Linked DNA regions of Homo sapiens: regions 1, 2, 3, 4, 6 and 7 are each linked to region 5. The links are chromatin contacts, found by Hi-C or POLR2A ChIA-PET in ENCODE. All regions are on one chromosome and are shown on one strand. The core of a region is the stretch at or near the end of the contact, and the rest is flanking DNA. Distances in the headings are between cores, read along the strand shown.

Evidence for each region. Hi-C counts contacts between places; a loop is a spot of excess contacts on that map. ChIA-PET counts read pairs that join two places held with the same protein, here RNA polymerase II (POLR2A). Pooled maps may share reads with other maps.
Region 1: a pooled map shows a loop between it and region 5 (2.0-fold over the local background). The contact joins two enhancer-like sites. A Hi-C loop is called at or near these places in 1 of 50 pooled maps. POLR2A ChIA-PET finds 5 or more read pairs at or near these places in 6 of 52 experiments (CD4-positive, alpha-beta T cell, CD8-positive, alpha-beta memory T cell, WTC11 and 2 more).
Region 2: a loop to region 5 is called in a pooled map, with 2.4 times the contacts of the local background. The contact joins the promoter of HOMER3 here to the enhancer-like site in region 5. A Hi-C loop is called at or near these places in 2 of 50 pooled maps. POLR2A ChIA-PET finds 5 or more read pairs at or near these places in 2 of 52 experiments (GM12878 and activated T-cell).
Region 3: a pooled map shows a loop between it and region 5 (2.3-fold over the local background). The contact joins two enhancer-like sites. A Hi-C loop is called at or near these places in 2 of 50 pooled maps. POLR2A ChIA-PET finds 5 or more read pairs at or near these places in 4 of 52 experiments (OCI-LY7, WTC11 and naive thymus-derived CD8-positive, alpha-beta T cell).
Region 4: a loop to region 5 is called in a pooled map, with 4 times the contacts of the local background. The contact joins two enhancer-like sites. A Hi-C loop is called at or near these places in 1 of 168 maps with a recorded cell type or tissue (sciatic nerve) and 4 of 50 pooled maps. POLR2A ChIA-PET finds 5 or more read pairs at or near these places in 4 of 52 experiments (HEK293, OCI-LY7, WTC11 and 1 more).
Region 6: a loop to region 5 is called in a pooled map, with 7 times the contacts of the local background. The contact joins two enhancer-like sites. A Hi-C loop is called at or near these places in 3 of 50 pooled maps. POLR2A ChIA-PET finds 5 or more read pairs at or near these places in 3 of 52 experiments (BJ, CD4-positive, alpha-beta memory T cell and H1).
Region 7: a loop to region 5 is called in a pooled map, with 4 times the contacts of the local background. The contact joins the promoter of UBA52 here to the enhancer-like site in region 5. A Hi-C loop is called at or near these places in 1 of 37 single-sample maps with no recorded cell type and 5 of 50 pooled maps. POLR2A ChIA-PET finds 5 or more read pairs at or near these places in 10 of 52 experiments (B cell, CD4-positive, alpha-beta T cell, CD4-positive, alpha-beta memory T cell and 7 more).

Annotation. Positions count from the first base shown.
Region 1 is chr19:18,500,841-18,504,607 of GRCh38, forward strand. All of the region lies in intron 1 of ELL (elongation factor for RNA polymerase II), which reads right to left. Among named protein-coding and RNA genes, the nearest start is that of ELL, 19 kb to the right of the region's middle. RefSeq lists an enhancer at 1-572. Within about 2 kb of position 2,267, at least 23 of the 41 ENCODE cell types and tissues checked have a DNase peak (open chromatin) inside an H3K27ac peak, as active enhancers do; they include CD4-positive, alpha-beta T cell, where a contact is called at or near this core.
Region 2 is chr19:18,939,559-18,943,484 of GRCh38, forward strand. It overlaps HOMER3 (homer scaffold protein 3), which reads right to left and starts at 1,659. Exons shown (of 10, transcript NM_004838.4): 1 at 1,493-1,659. It overlaps HOMER3-AS1 (HOMER3 antisense RNA 1), which reads left to right and starts at 696. Exons shown (of 3, transcript NR_134913.1): 1 at 696-1,066. RefSeq lists a silencer at 1,623-1,822.
Region 3 is chr19:18,477,123-18,480,678 of GRCh38, forward strand. All of the region lies in intron 1 of ELL (elongation factor for RNA polymerase II), which reads right to left. Among named protein-coding and RNA genes, the nearest start is that of ISYNA1, 41 kb to the left of the region's middle. RefSeq lists enhancers at 1-176, 1,432-2,334, 1,748-1,817. Within about 2 kb of position 1,954, at least 37 of the 41 ENCODE cell types and tissues checked have a DNase peak (open chromatin) inside an H3K27ac peak, as active enhancers do; they include OCI-LY7, where a contact is called at or near this core.
Region 4 is chr19:18,448,743-18,452,457 of GRCh38, forward strand. It overlaps ELL (elongation factor for RNA polymerase II), which reads right to left. Exons shown (of 12, transcript NM_006532.4): 7 at 2,810-2,906; 8 at 1,735-2,233. Among named protein-coding and RNA genes, the nearest start is that of ISYNA1, 12 kb to the left of the region's middle. RefSeq lists enhancers at 1,454-2,260, 2,261-3,067. Within about 2 kb of position 2,354, at least 4 of the 41 ENCODE cell types and tissues checked have a DNase peak (open chromatin) inside an H3K27ac peak, as active enhancers do.
Region 5 is chr19:18,699,354-18,703,202 of GRCh38, forward strand. The region is part of intron 1 of CRTC1 (CREB regulated transcription coactivator 1); the gene reads left to right. Among named protein-coding and RNA genes, the nearest start is that of CRTC1, 18 kb to the left of the region's middle. RefSeq lists enhancers at 714-1,560, 1,904-1,953. Within about 2 kb of position 1,803, at least 31 of the 41 ENCODE cell types and tissues checked have a DNase peak (open chromatin) inside an H3K27ac peak, as active enhancers do; they include B cell, CD4-positive, alpha-beta T cell, CD8-positive, alpha-beta T cell and 1 more, where a contact is called at or near this core.
Region 6 is chr19:18,864,077-18,868,176 of GRCh38, forward strand. UPF1 (UPF1 RNA helicase and ATPase) reads left to right here. Exons shown (of 24, transcript NM_002911.4): 20 at 94-175; 21 at 1,213-1,374; 22 at 1,485-1,702; 23 at 1,968-2,090; 24 at 2,445-4,100. The coding sequence ends at 2,087. Among named protein-coding and RNA genes, the nearest start is that of CERS1, 30 kb to the right of the region's middle. RefSeq lists a silencer at 2,540-2,739. Within about 2 kb of position 2,600, at least 2 of the 41 ENCODE cell types and tissues checked have a DNase peak (open chromatin) inside an H3K27ac peak, as active enhancers do.
Region 7 is chr19:18,569,780-18,573,435 of GRCh38, forward strand. UBA52 (ubiquitin A-52 residue ribosomal protein fusion product 1) reads left to right here and starts at 2,078. Exons shown (of 5, transcript NM_001033930.3): 1 at 2,078-2,130; 2 at 3,514-3,624. The coding sequence starts at 3,522. RefSeq lists enhancers at 1,412-2,088, 1,459-1,578, 1,789-2,128, 2,767-3,443.

The sequences.
Region 1 (3,767 bases), core at 1,017-3,516, 200 kb before region 5:
CCCAAGACTCTCAAAAACAGCCTAATACAGTTTGAGTGCTTCAAAAAATACCAGCCAATTTGCACACAGATCACACTCAGGAAAGTGAACACATGGCGGCTGCTCGCCAAATTCAACTCCACAGAGTTGACTCTGTGACTCCACAGAGCAGAACCTGCAGGGAAGCAGGCCAACCTCCAACCACCGAACTTGGGCCAAAACTCACAGCAGGAGAGGCAATGCCGTCCCATCCCAAGCATGTGGGCGCACACCCAGGAGAAGAACGAGCGGGCCACGACACTGTTCTCGCCAGCTATGCCTGTGGGCAGCAAGCAGCACACCTCCAGGGGCCACGTAGACAACCTGTGACACAGTGAACCCCACTCCACGCCAAACCACCCAATGGGAAACAGTGGTGAGCACAGCCATGGACCACAGAGAGTAACGCAAGTGGGCAAAACACATGAGAAGCCACCAAGCAGACCCGGATGAGAGCAATACTGTGTGTGCCCAGCACCAACACCAAATTAAGAGGAATCAAAAACCCTGCTGAGCGAGAGAACGTGGGAAAGGGCCTGGGATGGGCCCACTGTTGGCGAGGAGGGGCCCACGCCTCAACAATGAGGCGGACCCTCCAACGTGCCTCACACTTCAAGGCAGCTCTTCCAGGCCAGCCGGGGCCTTGGAGTGAGGGGCCACTGGCAGAAGGGAGCAAGACACTGGTCCACGGCACAGCCAGCTCAGAGCCAGGCGGATGAGACGGGGGCCAAGCCAGGGGCCGGCTACTCACGAGTGCACACGAGGACAGCCAGGATTCACTAGGACAGGATCTGCCCAATCCCAGGCACTTCCCACTGGTCCATCTGACACACCTGGGGGCCCAAGAGGTGATGGCATCACATAAAAGCAAAAGAAACTTGAAACCACCAATCCAGGCAAATTCGGACTCTCCCACAAATGGTCCATCCTTGGGGAGCATCTCCCCCACATCCTCAACCTCCAGCTACGTGTCTGCGGGTGGGCAGGAAGGAGGGGAGGCAGCATGGGCACCAGTGACCAGGACAGCCCTTTCCAAAAGAAGGCCCTGAACACAGTCAAGAGGAAGAGGAAGAAACACTGGGGCCTGGCGGGCAGGTCCTGGGGCCTCATGAGGGTGGTTTGGGGTCAGAAGACACACGATCAGGAACCAGGCGTCACCCCCAGAGGCTGCTGGAGTGCGTCCCACAGAGGCATGAGCAGCACCTGGCATGGGGACAAGGAGCTTACAGCAAGTGGGAGGTGCTCTGGTGCTCTACGCTAAGCTGCCTGGTGCCCCACAGCTCCACGGGGCAGGAGCACCCGGGAGGCTCCTACCACCACAGCCAGATAGCCCATTGAGGACGCACACCCCCAGTCCAGCACCCAGAGGTGAATGAAGGATTCCAGGACAGCAAGGGAGACACATGACCACCCTAGGGTGGACCATGGAACAGCTGTGGGTACACAAAGGCTCCCTGGAGCCATCATCCGTGGAGAGCACCAACTACGTCTTCTGAGTTGTGGGCAGGCCAGGAGGGGAGGGAGGTGTCCCAGGTGAGGGCCAGGCCTGTGGTGACTGTGCCTCGCAGTGGGCAGGGCTGCCAGAACCCAGCAGTGAGCTCACCTTAGTCAATTCTGCCAGCGGGCACCCCCACCACCAGGGAAATCCTGCAACCAGCCGCATCAGGAGCAGACGTTTATAACTAAAAGATCAAATATCCCCAACCACAAAAGTCCCAGTAATCCACACATGGGACTTCCCAAAATCCCATCTCTGAGAGATGACAACTGAAGAAGCCGAGGAGGAAGAGACGGTGTTTAAATGAGAGAGAGGGCCCAATGACAACGGACACCAGACACCTGCCACTTGTCATGTTGCAGATGCCAGGAGGAGGAGTGGGAACACGGGGTGGCAGCATGGGTTAGTGTTCTGCAAAGAAACCCAATGACCTTCCTGTTTTTGCTTCTGAGACAACTTAGGGAAGGAGTTTTGGGCCATCAATGCGGAATCCAAAAGCCCCTGTCTTGGGAAACCACGGGGCCACCTGGCCGGGTGTGCCAATGCCCAGCAGAGCTTCGGTTATTAACAGGGCAGGCCAGCGCTCCAGGCAGGCAGCTCGGCACTTCCAGTGGCTGCACACCCACCACACACAGGCACAGGGCTGGGAGGCACTGCTCGGCTCCCTGGGCCCTGCCAGAGTGGCTCCCTATCACTTGCTTATTTTATAAAGTGGCACTTTACAGCTGGTTTAATGTGGTAAAACAGGAACCTGGCTTAAAAAGAAAAGGGAACTCGCACTGTGCCAGGCTGGCACCCAGCGCAGGGACATCCCTGTAAGCATCCGTGGTCTGGAGAGTGTCCAGTGGCACCGCCCGCCCAGCAGTCAGGGCCGCGGGTATCTTTATGGCATCTGGGAGGGAGCACCCCCACCCTGGGGTGATAAGTGGGATGAAAAGAAGGTGACAGAGTTTTTCTGTCTTATTTCTGGAAAAGGCAACTGGCAAAGCTGGAGAACAGCAAGGGAGTGAAGCAGACCCATAGGAGCGAGGGAGCCCCAGCAAGTGGGGGGCACGTCTGGCCAGGCTCTGAGGAACTGAGCTGCCCGTACTGGGAATCCCAGGCAGGATGTGGGCTCTTGGAGGTGATGGAACAGACAGAACAGGCTATTGCAGGACACACGTTCCTCCTCACCCGGCCCCACCACATGTTCATCTAGTAACAGTTCACCAAGTGAGCTGATGTGGCCCCAGACACCCAGAGCTCAGGGTACGTGCAGAGCCACGGCTGCTGAGCACTCAGGGGCTGTGAGGAGATGTCTGAGCAGTGGTGGGAAGGGACGGGACCTGTTACTCTGGCCACCTGGAGCCAGCGGGAGTGGAGAATGGGCTGTTCCCAAGCACCCGCCTAGGGCTCAGAAACACCACCCTTCCTTGGGTCCTGCCGAGCTTCCCTCCTCAGGGAGCCTTCCCTGCTGCAGGCTGGATGAGGGCCCACGGGACTGTCACTCATCACTCCCGTTCAGAATGCACCTGGCTAACTGGAGTCACACGTGGGGGCCTGGCTGCTGCCTGGCCAAGGTTAAGGACACACACTCTGGCCAGACGCTAGGTCTGACCCCACTCCTATCCATGTGGACAACCCGCTCACTCACATCCCCCCGCCTGATCCAAGGGGCTCACTGAAGCACTGACTCCTCGGCATCCAGGGAGGCCTCGCCTGGTGGCTGCAGCGTGCAGAGGATCTGCGGGCTGTCACGGCGGATGCAGGGGTCAACTGTGCTGGCACCTCTGCTAAGCATGCATCACTTCATTTTGGCCTCCTCAGCCACTTGTGCCAACAGGCCAGGGACGGCACAGAGAGGCTGGAGGGGTGAGGCTGAGGAGGAGGGGAGGTGGGCAAAGGGCATCTGTCAGCCATCTACCTAAGGGTGTGCTCACTGACGCACAGAGGCCACTCCTGCTCTGTTTTTCCAAAGCAATCTGTGACTCTCGGGATTACCCACATCTCAAGTCACATCCTGATTGAAATCCATGACGCGTGGCTTGCTTTGCTAAATTTCCCCTACATTTTCTACAGAGCTCAGCATTCTTCAACTCCCATCTGAAATTGCCATGTACATCTCATCCCTGTCACGTTCATCTCTGCCTGGGAGGAAGGGGAAGTGGCTACAGACTCCAGAACCTGCAGCCTGGGTCCGGTCATCAGAGCAGTGATGCTCTCTGTCATTGGTCAGCAGAGGTTAGGCCCACCTGTCAGGCCTCAGAAGAGC
Region 2 (3,926 bases), core at 409-2,908, 240 kb after region 5:
TACAGGAGATGGCCCTCTGAGAGGAGCCTGGTGGCCGCTGACATCCAGATGTAAATTTCTCATTGTCCTGGTTATTGCACCCCCGTGAAGTCCCCTCCATCCCAGGCTGAGCTGTGGAGGCCAAATCTCTGCTGAGTTCTTTCCACCACATTCACCCATGACTGGCCAGAGCGGGGCTCTCCACCAAAAAATGGGGCGTTGAGAGGTGTGTAGTACCAGGAGACCAGTTCCCCACTACACCCTGCAGAGGGACCCCACCCCCAGCAGCTCCCACCCTAGGGCAGAAGCACACCTTGAAGTCCAGAGTCCAAATCCCCAGGGAGCCCCCAGCCAAGTTAAAAAGACAAGATGTAGACAAACAGCCAATCCCAATGCCCACCATGAGGGCAGAGCAGAATCCACACTGGGAGACCAGGGCTCCCCAACCTCCCCATTGGGCCATTCAGCAACCCCGAATCTGCAGGGGACCAAGGAGGAGTTTGGAGGAGGGGGAAGACAGGTGGGGGAGGGGAGGCCCTGGCCCAGCGGCCTCTGTGGTCAAAGGGGGGATGCCCCCCCTATCCTGTCCTGGGCAGCTGCTGTCCTGGTCACAGGGTCTGAAACCGGAGCCCCTGAGTGGGGGTGGGGCGGCAGCTCTGGCCTGGACTGGGGGCGGGTCCTGCGCCGGGTGGGAGTTGGGGAACACAGGGGTCCCCGGAACCCAGGCCCTTCCGGTCCGGCAGCTCCTGCTGCGACTTGCAGCGTTTGGGGAAAGTTACTCACCAACTAGTCATGCGCCTCGGATGCCGCCGGCCACGGGGCTCCCGGAGGGGGGTCCGACACCGCCCGGTGCCCGGGATCCCCAATCTGGCCGGTGGATGAGGCCCCATCCCATGCACCCGAGTGCGGGGGACGGGGGGGTTAATATTAATTCAGGATCCCATCCCCACCCGAGGCAGGACACCCAGTGCACGCCCCAACTCCGGGACGCGGGCTCTGACCCTGGAACTTCCGAGATTCCCGCGACGCCCCCTGTCTCTGGGTCCAGAACTTCGGGGGACACCTCTTCTGCCTCCTCCAACCCCAGGTCGGTAACTCCGGGGACTCCCTTCGTGACTCCTCCTCTAACTGGGTCCGGGACCCCGGTCCTCCGCGTTGTCCTAGACTCCTAAACTTCGAGGACCCCCTGCCACCCCTCCAGTCCCTGGGTCCGGGACGTCCGGACCCCTCCCACCCCAGTACCCCACCCCAGGTCCGCAGCTTTGGGGACCTCTTCGCAGCCTCCTCCAACGCCGGGTCCAGAACTTTGGGAACCTCCCACGCAGTCCCCTCTCAGACCCTGAATCCAGAACTTCGGGACCCCCGCGCTCCCTCCAGCCCTGGAACTTGGGGACCCCTCGCGCCGCTCCCAGTCCCGGGTCCGAAACTTCTGGGGAACCCCCACGCCCTCCCCTTGGCCCTGGGACTTCGAGGCCCCCGCGCTCCCAGCGCAGGCTCGGCAGGCCGGGCTCACCCTGCCAGGTCGGCGCCCCGCGAGTGTCCAGGCGCGAGTCGGGTGCGGCCCCCGCGGCGCTGACTCCGCGCTGCCGGGCGCCCCGCTCGCTCCCTGGCTCCCGGGCCCGCGCCCTCCGCGCCGCCCTCCACGCCGCCCGTGCCTTTGTCTGCGCCGCCGCCGCCCGCGCCGCCTCCGGTCCCATCGCGGCCGGTCCCGACGCGGCCGCCGCCCGCCCCGCCTCCCCGGGCCGCCAAGGCCGCCCCGCTGCGCCCCCTGCCGGCTTTTTGCACTGGGAGAGGGTATGGGGGAGGGGATAAGGGGGAGGGGCGGGGGCCGGGACTGGGGAAGGGACGGAGGATTGAGGGAGGGGGTTAGGGGCGGTGGAGGGGGAGTGGGGGGGGGGGTTGCGTGGGGTCGGGTTGGGAGCAGAGGGTGGGGACAGAGAGACAGACGGAGAGGGACATCTGGGATGAGAAAGAGACCCAGAAACAGAGACACGGGGGAGACAGGCGGAGAGATAGGAAGCAGATGGAGAGAGTTGCACGGACAGCGATGTGACCTCACCCTCCTGTCACCTTCTCAGGAGACAGCTGCCTCTGTCCCCACTACCTGAGGTCATAACTTTGGGCCTGTGAGGGAGGTCAGGTCCCTCCCGGGCTGACATGGGTGGCCCAGTGAGGTTGGGGAGGGGGCAGTGGGTCTCAGGGTCTGCATACAGTAAGTGCTCAATGGGTGTTGCCAGGAAACGGAAGAGATCAACTTCGGGAGGGAACGGGAAGCAAGACAAAGAGAGAGAAGCCTCTGTTCCCCTGCCCGTCCCATCCCTAAGCAGGGACGTCTGTCCACCTCTGTCCCTCCCAAGACGATGGTAAAAATGCCCACAATGGTTGGATTAAGGTTATCTTTGCTGTTGTTTGAGGGTTCCAAAATCCAAAGGCTGAGGAAATGTCTCCAACGCATGGTTGCATCCCCTCAGCCTCCACTGGCCTGCGTTTGTCACCTCTGGTCACAGGGAGCACCCCCTTCCCACACTTGCCAGGAGAGCATCCTTCCGGAGTTGAACTAGGATCCACCTCCCCAGCCCCAAGCCCATGTGTCCCACTTGTCAATCCTGGTGCCGCCCCCTCTCTGGCACCGTCTCCAAAATCACACGGTGCGGCGCCGTTGGTTCGTTTGTGGACAGAGGTCCTGCAGCTCCCTGGAACCAAGGCCTGTGGCGCCCTAAAGCTCTGATCTTACATTTGAGTTTTTCTTTTCTTTTCTTTTCTTTTTTTTGAGACAAAGTCTCACTCTGTTGCCCAGGCTGGAGTGCAGTGGCACAATCTCGGCTTACTGCAGCCTCTGCCTCCCAGATTCAAGCAATTCTCCTGCCTCAGCCTCCCGAGTAGTTGGGACTACAGGTGCATGCCACCACACCTGGCTGATTTTTGTATTTTTAGTAGAGATGGGGTTTCACCATGTTGGCCAGTCTGGTCTCGAACTCCTGACCTCAAGTGATCTGCCCCCCTCGGCTTCCCAAAGTCCTGGGATTACAGACGTGAGCCACCACACCTGGCCGACACTTGAGTGTTTTGACAACTTCAGAGAGGCTTTTGCTTTTCATCTCCAAGACCTCTGCTCCTGTCTCCTTTCCCTGTTCCTTTATTTCTGTTTCCTTCTAAGAAGAATAGTATATCTGAGCTGGCGGTTACATTACATTCAAATTACCTTTAGGTGAATTCCAGGTCAGGTTGTTTTTGGAGATTGACTCCTGCGCCAAGATCTGAGTCTTCCCCCATCCAGGCCTTTGCCCAAACTGTTCCTTCCACCTGGAATGCCCTCGCTGCAGGCATCTCTTCTGCCTTGTCCTTCCAGGCTCAGCGCCACCACCCTGTCTCCTCCTCCAGGAAGCCTCTCTGACTACCCTGGCCTTGGAAGGGATCTTGCCCTCCCCTGTCCCAATCCCTGTGACTCTTTTTTTTTTCTTTTTTAAAGTTTATTTTTAGAGACGAGGTCTCACTATGTTGCCCAGGCTGGTCTCAAACTCCTAAGCTCAAGTGATCCTCCCACCTCGGCCTCCCAAAGTGCTGGGATGACAGGTGTGAGCCCAGACCCTTTCTGTGACTCTTATGTTACCTGTTTATTACATGACCAGGTCTGGGTGCTCCTCTAGGGCTGGCCCATCCATCCTGAAGCCCCAGTCTGACCCAGCACAAGAGCGACTGTTCATCCCACAGGGGAAACTGAGGCACAGACTCGGTTTCCCTGGCTGCTTCTAACTTCACGAGGCATCTGCACAAGGGAAGGATTTGGCTCTGTTCTCAGGCCGGAAGCCACGAAATGCTTGAACATTGTGGGGAGCAAAGAAAATACCGTCTGTTCTGTGCAAAAAATGACTTTTCCTTATTACCAACAAAATAATGGAAAAAATAAAAAAGTATCTGGGAAAGGTGCTGGCATGGCCAAGGCTTCT
Region 3 (3,556 bases), core at 704-3,203, 220 kb before region 5:
AAGCCTAAAGGAAAACAGCTGAAGAGGAAGACGTACGGGTATCGTGAGAGAGCCACGAGGGGCTTCTGGAGCTGAGACACGGAGGATCGGAATGAAACGGCCACTAGGTGGAAGTCACAGCAGGCACCACAGAAGAAAAGGGCAGCGAACTTGAAGACAAAGCCACAGGAGCCACCTAGATGAATCCCACAGTAAGAAGCCTACAGGAAACGAACACCACCTCGGTGACCTGCGGACGACAGCAGGGGATCCCACGTGCAAGTAACTGGAGTCCTGAGGGCAGGCGGGGGATCTGAGAAAAGAGTGGCCAGAGATTCCCAAATGTAACAAATGCTATAAATCCACAGACCCAAGAAGCCTTGTCAACCCCCAGCAGGAAAACTACCAGGTCGTGGCGCATCATGAGCAAATCAGCACAGCCACAACAGTCGCCCCAAGTGCCGAGGTGCCGACACTGCACATCAGGAGCCAGCCCCGACACTGGGAGGGCATCTTCAAAGTGCTGAGGGAGAAACACCGCCAGACCACAATTCCATGCCCAGTGAAAAGAGAAAGGGAAATAAAGATTCGCTCAAACAAATGCTGAGAGAATCTTCTGTCAGCATCTGGCCTGCACTGTGAGGAAGGTTCTAGAAGTTCTTCAGAAGGAGGGAGAGTGACCCTAAATGGACCTATGGATTTGCAGAGGATGACGCGGGCACAGTGAGCATGCATGAATAGAAAAGGCTTTTTTCTTATGATGTTTCTGCAAAAGATCATTCAAGGCATAAATTACGGTAGTGAGGCTGGGGTTTTGAATGTGGGGTGCTAAATAGATGGTGATGAGAACACAAGGACTGGGTGGGGGGGATGAGAAAAAACACAGAAAGCAGCTGGGGTGCAGTGCCCTGACAAGCCAATCAAGGGCCCAGGAGGTGAGTGTCGGCTGCAGACAGGCAGAGCCAGCTAGGTCCCTTCACGGTGGGACCAGCTGTCACCCTCTGTGCTCACCAGCCTGGCCTGGTGGGGACGCCTGACAGCATGTGGCCCACCACACCCTCTTCTGGCTGCTCCCTCCAGAGCCAACATGCGTGGTGTCATGGCCGAACCCTTGTCAGGGGGGCCAAGCGCCTCGTTACCTCATCTATGAAGCAGGACAGAGGGTCAGGAACAGACTGTAGCACAGGTGATTTCCCTGCTGCCTTAGAAGCTTTGGGGTTGGCCTCAGGCTGCATTAATTAAATAACGGGGTAACTCAGTAGCACATGACACCTGCAGGGTACTGCCCATCTCACACCCAAGAACACCCAGCAGGGGAGAGCCATGCCTCAGGCCACCGCCTGCCCAGTCTCTGTAGACCCTCTGAGGGGTCATCACCCCCACAAGTCCTCTCAGGCCCTCGAGTGGCAAAAATCCAACTTTCATTACCCAGCATGAGGTATGGAACTGGGAGCTCCTGAGATACAAAGTCACCCCCGCTGCTGTACTTCAGGCCAGGGCCCCAGGTGGGAGCTGGGGAGCCTGGTAGGGCCGCCACAGCTGGCCTGACACAGTCAGCAGGTCAGCTGGGTCTTCAAGGCCGGACAGGCAGGCACTGAGCTGTGCCGAGGCTGGTGCTCCCCAGACCCAACTGGACTTCAGACCCTGACTCGGAGAACAGACCTCAACACAGCAGGGCAGTGATGCCTGCGCCCTGCGGTCACTTGGCCTGGGCGCCCACTGGGGCTACTGAACACAGACTGGGAGACTCCTGTAGGCAGCTCCCCCTCAATGAGGACACTCCTGTAAAGACAGCAATGCCTTTGGGAAAAGGGTCGAGGGTGCAGAGCCTGGGAGGCAGTGAGAGTCCTCAATGCTGAGACAGAGGAAAGGGTGAGGAGGAACCTCTCCAGGGCCAGAATCCCCTGATCCTCTCCCCTCCGGCAAAGAGCACTTCCGGGGATGAAGCAACAGGAAGTGGCTTACGAAATCCACCTCCAGGCCGAGTGACCAGTTTACAGGAAGTGTGGTGGGTGAATCTTCCCCAGGGCACGAGGCAATGTCTGGAGCCATTTCTGGTCCTCACCACTGAGGGCGGGGACAGTCCCCACCATCTGGCTCGGGGGAGGCCAGGGATGCTGCTCAGCACACTGCAGGCAACACAGAACCTCCTGCCCCAAATGTCAAGCAGTGCAGGGGCTGAGAAGCCCTGGGCTGACCCTGCCACGGGAAGCGACCATCAGAGCAGAAAGCAGAAAAATCTATGGGAAAAAAGACCTGCTCCCTTCAACAAATATAAAATATAAATGGAAAAGTTACGGGTGAAGAAGAACGTATCTGATTGTTGGCCAGGCATGGTACCTCACACCTGTAATCCCAGCATTTTGGGAGGCTGAGGCAGGTGGACTGCTTGAGGTCAGGAGTTCAAGACCAGCCTGACCAACATGGTGAAACTCCATCTCTACTAAAAATACAAAAATTAGCCAGGCATGGTGGCATACGCCTATAATCCTAGCTACTCGGGAGCCTGAGGCAGGAGAACTGCTTGAACCCGGTAGGCGGAGGTTGCAGTGAGCTGAGATCAAGCCACTGCACTCCAGCCTGCACGACAGAGTGAGACTCCATCTCAAAAAAAAAAAAAAAAAAAAATCTAGGATTGTTTTAAAAACTCTCCAGCAAAGACAGAAACTAGGGAGAGGGCACAGTGAAGAGATGAGACACACAGACAGATGGACGGGGCCCAATCTGGCCAGGTCCCAGGATACCTGCTACCAGCCTGGGGACAATGAGGCCCAAGGCAGCAGGTGCCAAGGCTGCCCCAAAGACACATGATCCTTCCCACCACCCTCCAGAAGCACCCACTCAGCAGAAGTGCCCACTCTCCCCAGGCAGCACGTTCTCCCTGCTGTCTACTGGGCAAGGCCTGCCACCCCACCCCTGATGCAGGAAATGACAGAAAGGAATGCATCTGTTCCTTCTTCAGAAGTCCATCTTGCTGACTCTCCCAAGCACCAGTGTCAGCACACACGTCCTGATCTTACAGAGCTGGGTCACCCTGCCAAGCCACGGCGTGTGGTCCAGCAGAGGGAAGGTGAAGTCCCGGGAAGAGCCCTGGACGGTGGCCTCCCCACAACAGGCCCCCCCTTTCCAGTAAAGCACAAATGATTGGGAAACGCTATTCAGGAATCCTCCTTGAGACTTCCTGGCAGGACTGGAGCAGGACATTGAGGCCACGGAGAGTTTAGACAGTGACTGAGTGGGGCTGTCTCCGTGAACTACAAAACAAAGGAAGATCTGCCCAGTGAGCTTGGTTGGCTCAGGGACGAGCTAGGGAACTTGGACAGACACATTGTGGACCTCACTGGTTCCAGCCTAGGGAACCAGGTGGCCACGGTCAGGGCAGAGCAGAGGGCAGGACCCACGGCAGCTCCTCTGCCAGCCTGGGAGGACAGATGGTGTGTTCAGCAGGCCAGGTGGGCCTGTAAGAGCAGGAAAGGGACTCCAACTGGCTACAAGCCAAGTGTAATTCAGTGGCCGGCATAGCAAGTATTTTTTTTCTTTCTTTCTTTTTGGAGATAAGCTCTCACTCTGTCACCCA
Region 4 (3,715 bases), core at 1,104-3,603, 250 kb before region 5:
ACCAGTGGGACCTTCAAAGTCCAGCCCTTGGCAAACCTCAGCGGCCCCCGACTCCTACTCAAGCTCTGGCTGTGTGGGGCCGGCCAAGCTGGTCCCTGCTTCGGGGCCCCGGAGAACACCCCCACAGCAGCTCCTCTCCCCATCTCTCCCCTTCACAGCCCACGTCTCTCTACTTGCTTGTCCTGGGCACGGGCACAGGACAGCTAAGACATGCCCTGCACAAGTACCACCTTCAGGACTCTGGTAACATGGACCACCAGCACCAGGCTCAGCTTCTGGTGCCTCCACTGTCCTTTTCTTGGTGCTTGGGACATCTACCCCTGCTTTGCATTTTCTCACCTGTGGTAGAGATGACAGCCCCTGGGCCGGGGATGAACTGCCTAGGGGCCAACACGCACCAGGCCAGACAGGAAACCACCTTGAGTCCCCAGGCCTGTCTTGGCACCTAGGCACTGGGCATCCAAGGAAGGGACACAGCCCAGAGTGGTCTGTGGACCCTGGAGCCGGGCCAAGGGTCTCAAATGGCAGATCCTGCCATTTGATCGTGGCCCAGGTCTGGCTGTGGGGTGTGGGTGTGTCCTGGGAATCAGGAGTCCTGCCCTGAGCATGGCCCTGGTCAGAGAGGCTGCCCAGGGAGTAAGGCCACCTTCTCCCCGTCGGCCCCCACATGCAGTCCCACGGGAGGTGGGAAGCCCAGCACGAGGCAGGGCTGACCCAACCCCGAAAGTCTTCCTTCCTATCCAGTAAGACCCAGCCACAGTTGTGAGGACCTGCTCTCCAGCCACAGCAGGGGACGGGGCATGGCCCTCTGAGCAACGCAAAGCTATAATGAAAGAAGGGCTCCCACCCTCATCCCAGGAATCCCCTGACTCAGCCTCCTCCCCAGAGACACAACCCAAAAGCACAGCAGGTGACACCACCTGGGCTGCCCTGGGCCAGCTGGCGCCGAGAGCGAAGTGGCCATCTGCAACTGGCCGCCATCGCCACATGGGACCACTGCAGCCCCTGTCGCACATGGTGGTGGAACAGCCGCTGCACGCTGGCCACTGCTTCTGCTGGTTCCTATAAATGAACAGCTGCGCAGGCTCATGGCCACGGTGCTAGGCGGGTGCTACTGCTGCTCAGTTTAGGTGCCTGGGCTGTGGTCTCGGAGCCGCCCAGGTCTCCTGGCTCCCCAATCCCAGCCTGCCAGGCCCTGTCCCCACAGCAGAAACCTACAGTCCACAACAGTCGCACGGTGCCTACAGAGGTCCAGGTGCTATCCCTCTCCCACCAGGATCTGCCCATCTGCACCTGTGCTGCCTCTCCCTGAATAGGGCTGGCTTGCCTGGGCCCCCACTGTCTTCCCTGAACCCCAGCAGACCTCAGCATGGCCCTGGCTCCTGGGGCTTCCCTGCAGTCAGAGCTGGGGCCTGGGCCCCATTCCTCTCTGCATGTTAGCCCCTTCTGCGGCCTCAGTTCCCCACAAGGCTCTGGGCCTCCGGCCCCCAGTGCTGGCCTGGCACATTGACTGCAAGTGGCACCGGGCACTCCAGACAGGCAGGGAGAGGACCAGGTGCAGGAACATAGGGTGCCAGGTGCCAGGCACACAGGGCAAATCTGATGGGGCCTGGGGCAACAGGGTCCCCTCCCCTGGCTTCTACAGCTTGAGCCCCCTCGACACCCCATGAGGGTGAGGCGGGTGTGGGGCCAGTACTTAGAGCCCCGGCAACGCCCTCCTGCCTGGGCACCTACCTGGGGTGTCTGCTGGGGCTCCGGGGGTGGCATGGGTGGCAGGTGCACAGTCTGGAAGCTGGGCCCGGGGCTTGTCCTCAGCCGCCCTCTCCTTGTCTTTGTGCTTCTTGGACTTCTTCTTGGGCTTGCTGCGCGAGGGGCTGCCGTGTGGCCTGCTGGGCTGGGCACAGTCCGTCAGCAGGGGCAGGCCGAGGCGCACAGTGGGGGCTGGGGCAGCCGCCTCTCCGTGCTCACAGTCTCGGCCGCTGTGGCCCAGGTCATTGCTGACATCGGCCAGGGGGTCGTGGGCCCTCGGGGGCTCCAGCCGCGGGGGCAGGTGAGTGCTGGAGCTGAGGGTGTCCGTGCTGGCTGGTGGGCCCGGGGTGGGCAGCAAGGCCTCACGGCCATTGGGCACGCCCAGCTTCCCGTTGACGGCAGGCTGAGCTCTCTGAGTGAAGTGCGATATCCGGGGTTTCTTGTTGGCTAGGGGGTCGATGAAATCAGGAGGCTGCAGCCGCTTCTGGAGAGGAGCAGAGATCATTTTAGAGGGGAGCACAGAGTGGCTGAGCAGCAACAGGCAATCCCCTGGCCTGGCTAGAAAACCCAACGCCGCCTGCAAGGCCCACGCTGGCCACATGGGGGCGCCCGAGCACCAAGTCAGGTCCCAGGTGCCGCTCAGGGTGGCCTCAGCTGGGGCCCATCAGCCTGCTGGGATCGATGCAGGGGGAGGGCAGGGCCCAGTGTGTGAGCGGGCCACCCCTGGGGACTGGTCTAAAGCGCTGCTGTGCTCAGCATGCTTCCCCAGTGATAACTGTGACACAGGAGCAGGAAGCCCAGGGTTGAGCCCACATCAGGGAGCCGCCCCCCGTCCCAGGTTCCGCACTGTGACACTGGGGTGCTGCGGCCACACTGGCAGGAATCTGCCCCCAACCCCAACCCGACAGCTTCCCCCTTGGTCCCTGGGCGGAGGGAGGCGGCTCAACTTGGAGCAGCTCATGCTCCAAAGAGCTGGTGAGGAAGGTGACAAGGGTTACTGATGCAGCACAGAGTGCCCTGCAGGTGCTTGGGACAGTCACCCCAGGCATGCCTCACTTACCTGTGGGGGCGAGGCCGAGCGCCCACGCTCGCCTGGGGGGCTGGAGGCAGCAGGGTCTCCAAGGAGGCTGCCAGTGCTCTGTGGCTGGCACAGCTTCCTGCGAAGGAGAGGCAGGGCTAGGTCAGAAGGTGCTGAGGGGGCCTAGGGGCCCCAGGCCTGTATCCACATGGGGGCCCGGTGGAGATGCCTCAAGGAAGGGACCCCCCTCCTCCCAAATCCAGAGCAGGGCCAAGGGGTCACAGGAGCCTGGGCCTGAGGCCATCCTGCCCCCGACTTCACCCAAAGGAGGACTTCCCCACTCACTGTCCCCCTGAGCCCAGAGGAGGATCACTTTGTGTAGGTGCCTGCTACCGGAGAGACCAGGGACACACGCTAGGGTGCTGGACCCTGCTTTTAAAGACAGCTGTTCATCCTGTTCAGAACGCTCACTGCAGAAACTGTCCAAAATGCAGAAGAGAACGGAGGGCCCTGGCCTAGGATGAGACAGCCTTCCTGGAAGCCCAGGTCACAGCAGGATCTGGAGGGCGGCAGAGTGGCCACCAGCTTGACTAGGTGATGCAGCTGGGGAAGAAGGGAAGAAACACCCCAGTGCATGCCCCTTCTCCCGCTCCATGTGATCTGGGCAAGTGGAATCCCCCACCCCCGCCAGCAACCCTGCAGCTTATGGGTATCCTCTCTGACCCAACTGTTCAATTCCCGGGGGCTGTGCCATCTCAGGGCAGCCTAGCGCCCCTCCAGGCCCTGCAGAGAGACTTAAGTCCAGGGCCGTGGCCATTCTGCCAGCCAGTGACACCCAGAGCCCATCTCCCTAACAAATGGGCTAGGCTACAGACCACTGCAGGTGTCACTTCCCTGGTGGCCTGAGAGGAGAGCCATGTGGACATAAACAGAACTCCCAGTTAAAGA
Region 5 (3,849 bases), core at 553-3,052:
TTTCTAAGCAAATCCTGAGCCTGTATACTTGTACGGAACACAGTGTGTTCCAGGGTCAAATCCTCGGGGTAGGATGGCCCTGGGGCTGCATGATGGTGCCCACCCAGCCCTCTGAGTGCCTGAACAAGAAGCACTGGGGTGGCCCGGTGAGTTCTCCCTGCAGCAGTGAGGGTTTGGATAGGAAAGTCCATTCCTCGAGTCAGTTGGTATTTCCTGAGCATCTCCTGTGAGCTGGCCCCGGAGACACCTTGGAGAGCAGGTCAGCTGGAGACCCTGCCCTAGGGAGTGACAGGAAGCCACACCTGTGCCAGCTGGCCCTGCCCCTGAGGTTGCGGCTCTGAGCCAAAGCGAAGAGCCTGGCCTCGCCTGGCTCTGGGGGTGATGCCTCGTGGGCCAGGGTGAGGGGTTGAGATCTGGTCCTGGGATGGGGAGGGTTTTGAGCAGGGCAGTGATGTGGGATTTATGCTTTGCAAGGATCCCATTGGCTGCCATGTGGGGACAGGCCTGGGAGGAACGAGTAGGGAGCAGCAGGAGGCCTAGGAGGGGCCAGGGCAGGTGTCCCCCGGAGATAGTGGGTGCTGGGGCTCTGTGATGACCTGGGGCTTGGCAAAGGCGGGCTTGTGACAGACTGAGCCTCATCTCGGCAGCTCTCACACCCATGGATCCTGAGCCTGATTCCCCAGGAGGGTTGGCGACGGGAGGGTTATGTTAAGTGGCTGCGTCTTCCATCTCAGGGAGCCCCACACTGGGGAACGTCACCACTATAGCGGCTGAGAGGCTTTGGGTCCTCATTTACTACATAAAATTCCCCCTTCTCTGTACTTGGGTCCTGACGCCTCCGCTGGTCCCAGGAGTTTCACTCCGTGGGGTGGGGTTGAAGGGTGCGGTGAGGCCCAGAGGGGCTGAGTCTGCTTGGAAGGGTGGGCCTTCTCCCACTGCGGGTGCTAATACCCTGTGCCCATATCCTAGCCACCCTGTCCCTTATCCACATACCCCACTCTGGTATTTCAACAGCCCAGAGACCACCACGGTGCTTGGGGGCTCTCGGCAAGGGGGCGAAGCCTCCCTGAGAACTTCTGCAGGCCGCCCTTCTCTTCCCTTTCCTGCCGGGGCTCTTGCTGCAGAGAAGCTCTCTGCCACACTTTTTTTTTTTTAAATAAAAAAAATGAAAATAAAGAAATCATTTATGTTTCAAAACTTTGATTAAAATTGAAAACAGAAACACCACAGCACTTCCCGTTTCCTCTGCATCTGGCACCACTCACCTGGGTGCAGAGGGTGGGTGGGTGCATGCCAGCTGGTCATTCGCCCGGAAATCTCTGGGAGGAAGTATCAGCACAGCCTAGCAGGGCGCCTGGGACTGGCTCTGTGGGCTGGCCGTCCCTCTGGCTGGGGACACGGGGAGGCCGAGCGTGTCCGCAAAGACACGCGAGCTGTCCACCTTTCTGGGCTGCAGGGGTCTGCAGAACCTCGGAACCTCGGAGGGGCTCTCTGTCTGCTTCAGCGTCTCTTTCTCAAGTGACTGAAAGCAGAGGCTCCCTGCTGCGTTACACCATTGAGTCCTTTCGCATCTGTGCGCATCCCGCTTCCATCGCTGCGGGGATCCCTTCGGTCCTCCCAGGCAGGCGAGATTGGTGGCTGTAATTAGGACAGGAGTGGCTCATTATATCATCACAGAATAAATGCACAGACCCTGGGGATGATTTATGGTCCCAACAGCCTATCTTTGCGCCCAGGCGGCCTCGGCCTCTGTTCGGCAAGGAGCCCGCTAATCCCTTCACTGCCGGCTCAGCCGGGGCAGAAGGAGGAGCCTGAAGGTCCACCATGGGGTGGAGGCTGCCTGCTCGCGGGCCCGCCCCCAGAGCCCGGGGCTCATCACGCTGCTCTATGCGCCTCTGTTGGCTCCTGCCAAACAGTCCCTCCCTTCTGTGCCTCAGTTTCCTGGCTGTAAAAAGGGGGTGCTCACAGAGCCCCCTTGAGGAGTCGTCACATGGATTAGATGATGCATCCACGCAAAGTGTCTGGCCCCGTGCCCGGCCCGTGGTGGGTGCACACCTTGAAAGATGCCTGCTTGGCCGAGGCCAGCTGTTGAGCTGCTACTTGGGGCAACAGTGAGAGCAGGATCGCACCTTGTTCACCTCTGTGCCTTGGCCCAGAATATGACAGCTGCCACTGTGTGGCTTATGGGTCATCTGTTTAGTTTCACCTGAGGGAGTATTCATTGCTGTTAACTGTTTCTTATGAGATAGGATTTTTGTTTTTTGTTTTTTGAGACAGAATCTCACTCTGTCACCCAGGCTGGAGTGCAATGGCGCCATCTCAGCTCACTGCAACGTCCACCTCCTGGGTTCAAGCGATTCTCCTACCTCAGCCTCCTGAGTAGCTGGGATTACAGGCGTGTGTCACCAGGCCCAGCTAATGTTTTTTATTTTTTTTGTATTTTTAGTAGAGACGGGGTTTCACCATGTTGGTCGGGCAGGTCTCCAACTCCTGATCTCAAATGATCCGCCCACCTTGGCCTCCCAAAGTGCTGGGATTATAGGCATGAGCCACCGCGCCCACCGTTTTGTTTTTTTTTTTTTTTTTTGAGACGGAGTTTCACTCTTGTTGCCCAGGCTGGAATACAGTGGTGCAATCTCGGCTCACCGCAACCTCCTCCTCCCGGGTTCAAGCAATTCTCCTGTCTCAGCCTCCCGAGTAGCTGGGATTATAGGCGTGTACCACCACACCCGGCTAATTTTGTATTGTTAATAGAGATGGGGTTTCTCCATGTTGGTCAGGCTGGTCTTGAACTCCCGACCTCAGGTGATTTGCCCGCCTCAGCCTCCCAAAGTGCTGGCATTACAGGCGTGAGCCACTGTGCCCAGCATTTTTTTTTTTTTTTGAGACAAGGTCTGGCTCTGTTGCCCAGGCTGGACTGCAGTGGTGTGATCTTGGCTCACTGTAGCCTCAATTTCCTGGGCTCAGGCAGTCCTCCTGCCTCAGCCGCCTGAGTAGCTGAGACCATAGGTGTGTACCACCACAGCTGGCTAATTTTTAGTATATATTTTTTGTAGAGACAGGAGTCTCCCTGTGTTGCCTACGCTGGTCTCAAACTCCTGGGCTCAAGTGATCCTCCTCCTGCCTGGGCCTCCCAAAGTGCTGGCTTGAGCCCCATACCTGGCTTCTTAGGGGATAGTCTTTTTTTTTTTTTTTTTGAGATGGATTTTCGCTCTTGTTGCTCAGGCTGGAGTGCAATGGCACAATCTTGCCTCACCGCAACCTCCACCTCCCGGGTTCAAGCGATTCTCCTGCCCTCAGCCTCCCGAGTAGCTGGGATTTCAGGTATGCGCCACCACACCCGGCTAATTTTGTATTTTTAGTAGAGGCAGGGTTTCTCCATGTTGGTCAGGCTGGTCTCGAATTCCCAACCTCAGGTGATCCACCTGCCTCGGCCCCCCAAAGTGCTGGGATTACACAGGAGATAGTCTCTTAGACTTTGTGAAAAGTTTTGGAGATAGTGCAGGGAATACCCATAACCCCCCACCTGTTTCCCACATTGTGAACATCACACGTGACCTGGTTGCGACGGCCGGGCTGGGACCTCCAGTTGTCACAGTTCTTTTTTTTTTGAGATGGAGTCTCGCTCTCGCTCTGTTGCCTCAATTTCCTGGGCTCAGGCAGTCCTCCTGCCTCAGCCTCCTGAATAGCTGAGACTCGGCTCACTGTAAGCTCCACCTCCTGGGTTCACGCCATTCTCCTGCCTCAGCCTCCCGAGTAGCTGGGACTACAGGCGCCTGCCACCACGCCCGGCTAATTTTTTTGTGTGTATTTTTAGTAGAGATGGGGTTTCACCTTGTTAGCCAGGAC
Region 6 (4,100 bases), core at 1,350-3,849, 170 kb after region 5:
CTGCATACCTGCCACCTCCCAGGCCACCGGGCCCGTGGGAAGTTGTTCCTTCTGTTGAGATGACAAATTCCTCACCTATCTAAACCTTCGCAGGGAGCCCGCTTCATGACCACAGCCATGTATGATGCCCGGGAGGCCATCATCCCAGGCTCCGTCTATGATCGGAGCAGCCAGGGTGAGTCGCTCAGCAGGGGACCTGGCCGACCCCTTGTCCTCACACCGGGATGCTGGCCGTTCCCATGGCTGCAGCTTTAGGTGCCCCCATCTTTCCTTCCCCTCAAGGGCGGTGCCTGGCTCCCTTGGCCTCCCCGCCCCTAGGGCATCTCTAGCCCCGGAACACTCCTGGGGTGTTTGTCTTTAACCAGAGTTTATTCATTTGTGTTTCCTGGTGATCAAGCTAGTTAGCTTTTTCTTGCCTTTTGGTAGGGCAGGGACTGCATGTAGTACAAATAGAACATTTTCATAAAAAGGATTTTTTTTTTCCTTTGGTAAATGCAGGGTGATTTTCATTTATTTTCTTTTTTTTGTTTAGAGACAGGGTCTCCCTATGTTGTCCAGGCTGGTCTCAAACTCCTGCCTCAAGCAGTCCTTCTGCTCAGCCTCCCAAAGTGCTGGGATTACAGGCGTGAGTCACTGCACCTGGCCAATTTGCAGGTGTTTTTTTTTTTTTTTTTTTTTTTGGAGACCGAGTCTCGCTCTGTTGCCCAAGCTGGAGTACAGTGGTGTGATCTTGGCTCACTGCAACCTCCCCCTCTGGGTTCAAGCGATTCTCCTGCCTTGGCCTCCCGAGTAGCTGGGATTACAAGCACCCACCACCATGCCCGGCTAGTTTTTGTGTTTTTAGTAGAAACGAGGTTTCGCCATGTTGGCCTGGCTGGTCTCAAACTCCTGATCTCAGGTGGTCCACCTCGGCTTCCCAGAGTGCTGGGATTATAGGCTTGAGCCAACACGCCCGGCCCCAATTTTCAGTTTTTAAGATCTGTGTAGGCCAATGATTCCCAGCAGACTCTCCTCGGGGAAGGTGCCTGCCCAAGCACCCAGCCCCAGGCAGGCTGCTGTAGTTAACATGGAGTCCTGCGAATCCGCATCTTCAGCCTGGGCAGAGCCAGGACAGATGTGCAGCTCCGGCTGACTGGCTGGTGGGGTGGGTGGGGTATCGCTGGGGTTTGACCGAGGCAGGTGACACCTGCCGTGTTCCACTGTGATTTGCAGGCCGGCCTTCCAGCATGTACTTCCAGACCCATGACCAGATTGGCATGATCAGTGCCGGCCCTAGCCACGTGGCTGCCATGAACATTCCCATCCCCTTCAACCTGGTCATGCCACCCATGCCACCGCCTGGCTATTTTGGACAAGCCAACGGGCCTGCTGCAGGTGAGCATCTGTGGCTGCGGCTGGGTGTGGCCCTCCTGAGAGCTCTTGAGGGTGTGCTTGTCTGCGAGGCCCTGGCCTCCTTCGGATCACCCTGGACTGCTGTCTTTCAGGGCGAGGCACCCCGAAAGGCAAGACTGGTCGTGGGGGACGCCAGAAGAACCGCTTTGGGCTTCCTGGACCCAGCCAGACTAACCTCCCCAACAGCCAAGCCAGCCAGGATGTGGCGTCACAGCCCTTCTCTCAGGGCGCCCTGACGCAGGGCTACATCTCCATGAGCCAGCCTTCCCAGATGAGCCAGCCCGGCCTCTCCCAGCCGGAGCTGTCCCAGGTGAGCCCGCCCCTGGGACGGGACTTACCTGAGTGAGGGTGGGGCTATGCACCTGAAACATTCCCTCTGAAGAGCCCCAGAGAGCTGGCCTGGCCCATGTCCACTGTCTGAATTACCTGTCCCTGGGCTGGGGTCATCAGAGTGGGTCTCCTGGGTCTTAGTTTGGGGACGGGTTTTCCATTCTTTTCTCTGGGGCTGCTGAGGGCTGGGTGGATGTGAGCACCCTTGGCCTGTGGCTTGCTTACCTCCTGACCTTGTCTTTCAGGACAGTTACCTTGGTGACGAGTTTAAATCACAAATCGACGTGGCGCTCTCACAGGACTCCACGTACCAGGGAGAGCGGGCTTACCAGCATGGCGGGGTGACGGGGCTGTCCCAGTATTAAAAGGCAAGCCCCCCTGGAGCAGGCCTGGCCCCACCCCAGCCTCAAGGAGAAGGATGGGAGGGGGCTCTCCCCAGGGAGCTGCACTGGAGGGGTGGTATCTGGAAATGTGTGCTGTGCCTGGTGGGGGTCATAGGCCCTCAGGGCCAGCTTGGCCTGTGCCCTTCACTGCTAGTCAGGGTGGCTCCTCACCCCACCCTACCCCATCCTGTCTGCTCCGGGGACCACCGCGGGACCTCAGTTTCCTCATCAGAGTCGGGGAGGGCAGCTCGGGCTCTCCCTCACTGTCCTGTGTGCTGGGTACCTGTGGGGCTCAGGTCGCAGCCTCTCACCGCCTCCTGCCCTTCTCCCTCCTGACAGGTGGCGGCGGAAGAGCTAAGCAACGTGGCTTAGTCCATCAGCATCTTATTCTGGGTAATAAAAAATAAAAATAAACGGATACCTGTTTTCCACTGCTAAAACTGAAGCACCACTGTGTGAGCAACAGGAAGGGAGAGCGCACGAGGGAGAGGAGCCGAGGCCGAGCGCCCCCTGCTGGCCCGCGGCGGCGAGGAGCAGAGGGAGCGGAGGAGGGGCCGGCCCGCGGGAGCCGCGGCCACCAGGAGGCCCCGCTCCGTCCCATCGGGGCTGCGGCCAGGGCGGAGGGAGGAAGACCCTCATCTCAGAGTAGCCCTTTCCTCTGTTCTTTTATTTCTTTTTCTCTTTGATTGAAAGGGGACTACGTCTTAGCAGGAAAAAAAACTTCGCATTTCTGTGCCCGAGCAGGCTCCTTGCAAAGACAGCAGCGTGCGGGGCAGAGCCCCGGGAGGGCGCGTCTGTCCACGCCTACCGGACGCGCCGAGGTCGCGCTGCCTGTGTTCTCCGAGGGCCTTCATTTAAAGAAAATAAGGGTGTTTTGGGTTTTTCTCTTTGTTTTTTTCAAGATTCTTTTAAAGGAGTACTGAAGAATACTTTCCTAAGTTTGTCTGTAAAATCTTAGCGGTGGACCTGGGAGATTTGAGAAGCTTCCAGAAACAGTTTAAACAAGCCAGCGCTACTGGAGAAGAGGAGCAACACCTGTGCCGCGGCCGGAGGAGTTTTGTTGTTGGTTTTAGCTTCCAGTGGCTTCTTTCTGCGGGGCATCAGGCTGCTGGGGTAGCCGCCCGCCGAGCCTGGAAGCTGCTCGTTCTCCGCTGGACTCAGAAGCCAAGCTGCTTCCCGCCTAGACTCGGCGCAGGGCCCCGCACCGGTGAGGAAGGTGCTTTTGGCCCCATTGCGAGGGGCCTTGGCCAGGACTGGCCCTGTGGCCAGGAGGCGAGAAGGTGGCTGTTCCCGGATTGACGGCTTTTTCCCGGGGGCCTTTGGAAGATTTGGTGGAAGGACAAGAGGGCCTGTCCCTGTCCCCGTCCCCAGGAGGTACCGACAGTCCCTGTGCTGGTTAGACACGGAGCGCTGCACACCGAAAGCCCAAATTGGGAGCTCTGCCTGCCGGCAACTTTGCTGATGGGGTGATTGCTGCTTCTGGGGGGTAAGGAAACAAGTTACAGAAATTACCGCGTTCTGTGTGAAGGGACTGAGGGTGTGGTGTCATTGGCAGAGGGTCATTTTAGGAGAGCTGCCCCAGCCCCTCGAACGCCTGGCTTGGGGTGTCATTCTGCCTGGCGGCCAGGCCTCCAGCTTCCCCTGCCCCGGGCCTGGGGCTGTCACTGGCCCTGATCCGAACACCTCCAGATTCCGGCTTCTACATGGGACAGACGGGGACGCACAGGCCACCTTCCTTCTGGCAGGGACTCTTATTTATTCCCATTGCTCTAGGGCTTTCGGTTTCCCCTTCTTCCGGTAGGCCGCGTAGAGGCATGCACCGGGTAGGTTTCCGCGGTGACCCCGCGGCGGCCTGAGGGACGCTCCCTGCCCCATCCCGGCTGTTGGGCTGGGCCGCTTTGCCTCTGCTTCGCCCTGTGCTGTGTTCTCCAGCTTTGTAGCAGCAGCCTTGACAAACCCAGGCGCACTGTACCAAGGCAATGTAACTTTTGATTT
Region 7 (3,656 bases), core at 828-3,327, 130 kb before region 5:
TCCCAGCACTTTGGGAGGCCGAGGTGGGTGGATCACCTGAGGTCAGGAGTTCGAGACCAGCCTGGCCAACATGGTGAAACCCCATCTCTACCAAAAATATAAAAATTAGCTGGGTGTGGTGGTGTACACCTGTAATCCCAGCTACTTGGGAGGCTGAGGCAGAATTGCTTGAATCCAGGAGGCAGAGGTTGCAGTGAGCCAAGATCGCACCACTGCACTCTAGCCTGGGCAAAAAGACCAAAACTGTTGTCTCAAAAAAGAAAAGGAAATTAGGTTCTTAAAGGCATCTTCCCAGACGTGAGAGTGTCTGCTTTTGCCTGGTATAGTAGTGCCTGCAAATGTTCAAGGAAATAAACAGGTACCCCTGTTAAGCCTATAGGTAACTTCTCATTGCTCCCCATCTTCTCTGTACTCAGCACTTTTTTTTTTTGTTTTGTTTTTGAGACAGCACCTCTCTGTTGCCCAGGCTGGAGTGCAGTGGCTGAATCATGGGTCACTGCAATCTCAAACCTATGGGTTCAGGCAATCCTCCTGCCTCCGAAGTAGCTGGGACTGCAGGTGCGCACCACCACACCTGGATAGTTCAAAATAAAACTTTTTTTTGTAGAGACAGGGTCTCACTATGTCTTCCAGGCTGGTCGTGAATTCCTGACCTCAAGTAATCCTCCCTCTTTGACCTTCCAAAGTGCTGGGATTACAAGTGTGAACCACTGCACCCGCCGTGGCACTTTTTTTTTTTTTTTTTTTTTTTGAGATGGAGTCTCACTCTGTCACCCAGGCTGGGTGCAGTGGCGTGAACTCAGCTCACTGCAACCTCCACCTCCCGGATTCAAGCGATTCTCCTGCCTCAGCCTCCTGAGTAGCTGGGATTACAGGCACCCGCCACCACACCTGAAAAATTTTTGTAATTTTTTTTTTCTTTTTTGAGACGGAGTTTTGCTCTTGTTGCCCAGGCTGTAGTGCAATGGCACTCTCTCGGCTAATTGCAACCTCTGCCTCCCGGGTTCAAGCGATTCTCCTGCCTCAGCCTCCTGAGTAGCTGGGATTACAGGCATGCGCCACCACGCCCAGCTAATTTTGTATTTTTAGTAGAGATGCGGTTTCTCCATGTTGGTCAGGCTCGTCTCGAACTCCCGACCTCAGGTGATCCGCACATCTCGGCCTCCCAAAGTGCAGGCGTGAGTCACCGGACCCAGGTCCCGCCCTGGCACTTTTTAACCACCCACAAATCTGGATCCTACACTGAAAAGAGACACTGCAGTGGCTCACGTCTGTAATCCCAGCACTTTGGGAGGCCAAGGCGGGCGGATCACCTGAGGTCGCGAGTTTGAGACCAGCCTGACCAACATGGAGAAACCCCGTCTCTACTAAAAATACAAAAGTGGCCAGGCATGGTGTCGCACACTTGTAATCGCAGCTACTCGGGAGGCTGAGGCAGGAGAATTGCTTGAACCCAGGAGGCGGAGGTTGCGGTGAGCCGAGATCGCGCCATTGCACTACAGCCTGGGCAACGAGAGCGAAACTCCGTCTCAAAAAAAAAAAAAAAAAAAATCCTGAGTCCCGCTTGACACCTTTTGTCAGGCACCACCACCTTTCTGGGCGAATGCGGTAGTACCGTCTGCTCTCCCTGCTGCTGTCCTGAAATCCATTCAGGCACAGCGGCCGAGAGCTTTATAATAACCGATTCCAGGTGTTAGGTGCTTTCCCAGCCCCGACTCCTGCGTCCTGGACCCGCAGTCCTCTGCTTAATACCTTTGCTTTATTAGAAAACATTCTCCTCTACTCCGTTCAGCTATTCGCTGAGGGCCCGCCAACCGCCAGCGGTTGTCAGTGGCCTAGAGGCAGCGGACGCAAACACGGGGAGAGGTGCAATCGTCTCAAGTGACTCGGCGGGCGGGGCCCACAACCGGAAGCGGGTGGGCGACCTTCACCCACGTGCGCTGCGGCTTCGTTCGCCAGCATCCAAGATGGCGGCAGGGCGGGGCCCAAGGCGCGGCGCGAATTGTGACGCAGGCGTCCGGCGTGCTCCGTGCGCAAGCGCTTTCGGCGGCGATTAGGTGGTTTCCGGTTCCGCTATCTTCTTTTTCTTCAGCGAGGCGGCCGAGCTGGTTGGTGGCGGCGGTCGTGCGGGTTCGCGCCGGGCCGAGAGCGGGTTGGGGGCTGCGGGAGGCTGCAGGGGCCTGGGCGGCAGAAGAGGCGGCCCTGAGCTGGCTCATGCGGGCCAGTCTCGGCAGGGTGGCTGGGCAGGGCTCGCGAGGCCACGGCTCGGAGCCCAGACCGGGGCCCAGGAGGCGAGCGCCGTTTTGGAGAGGAGCCTGCCTGCTCTGCCTGCCAGCGTGACCCCACGAGGCCTCGGGCGGGAAGAGGTCCTCGGGGCAGATCCGAGTTAATGAGAGAGGGGTATTGAGCGTGTAGCGTTAACTCTGCCAGTCACTGCGTCAGTCGCTTTGGAAATACTAAATTTCTCGAGCTGAGTCTTCATACCTGGCTCCATTACTACGTCTGTAAGGAGGAGCTGGTGGTAGTGTCTGCTTTTTAGACTTTTCTTTAGACTATTTGTATTTTTTTCAGATGGAGTCTTGCTCTGTCGCCTAAGCTGGAGTTCAGTGGTGCGGTCTCGGCTCACTGCAATCTCCACCTCCCGGGCTCGAGCGATTCTTCTGCCTCAGCCTCCCGAGTAGCTGGGATTATAGGCGCCTGCCACCACGCCCAGTTGATTTTTGTAGTTTTAGTAGAGACGGAGTTTCACCATGTTAGCCAGGCTCATCTTGAACTCTTGACCTCAAATGATCCGTCTGCCTCGGCCTTCCAAAGTGCTGGGATTACAGGCATGAGCCCCTGCGCCCGGTCGATTCTTTGTCTTTTTAAGTCAACTTTTATATGTGAACAATGCTTGGCAGGTGGTTGGTAGATACTAAGTGATGTTCGTGGTTTGGGGTCAAGGCAAGAAGTGGGGTCTGGAGAGTTTTGGTGTAATTGAGAAGGAAGCTAAGAGTGTTGGGTGCTCCAGCTTGGAGTTAGAGAGGAGAGAGGCTGCGACAGGAAGGCATGTGTGTTGTAGGGGATGGCTTCCCATCCAGGCTGGCAGCAGGAGCAGCCTGTGCAGATCAGGACCTGGCTGCCGTGGAAGAGGGTGGGACCGCCTTCAGGGAAGATGGATCTAGCAAGATGATGCCAAAGGGTACTTATTCCATCAGGAGATACTGACGAGTCCTTCCGCCGCTAAACCTAAGGAGAATAACCACAGTCTGTGTTCCTGAAGAGCACCCGTGCGGTCAGGAGGGTGGAGGACATGTGGTCTTTAGTTCCAGGACATGTTTAGACTACAGGCCAGGGTGTGTGAGAAGCCTAGCAGGGCCAGGCTTGGAGGAGTGAAAGGAAGACAGGTACTGGGGCAGGACCAGTTGGACTTGGTGCAGGCAAAGGGATAGCAACTGTGGTGTAGGCACCTGAGCTTGTGCTACTCAGGCATGCATTGCTCACCAGTCTATCCTGCCTCCCTTCCTCCTGCAGACGCAAACATGCAGATCTTTGTGAAGACCCTCACTGGCAAAACCATCACCCTTGAGGTCGAGCCCAGTGACACCATTGAGAATGTCAAAGCCAAAATTCAAGACAAGGAGGGTGAGTAGGGCTGGGTGTGGGGGCTCTGGCTG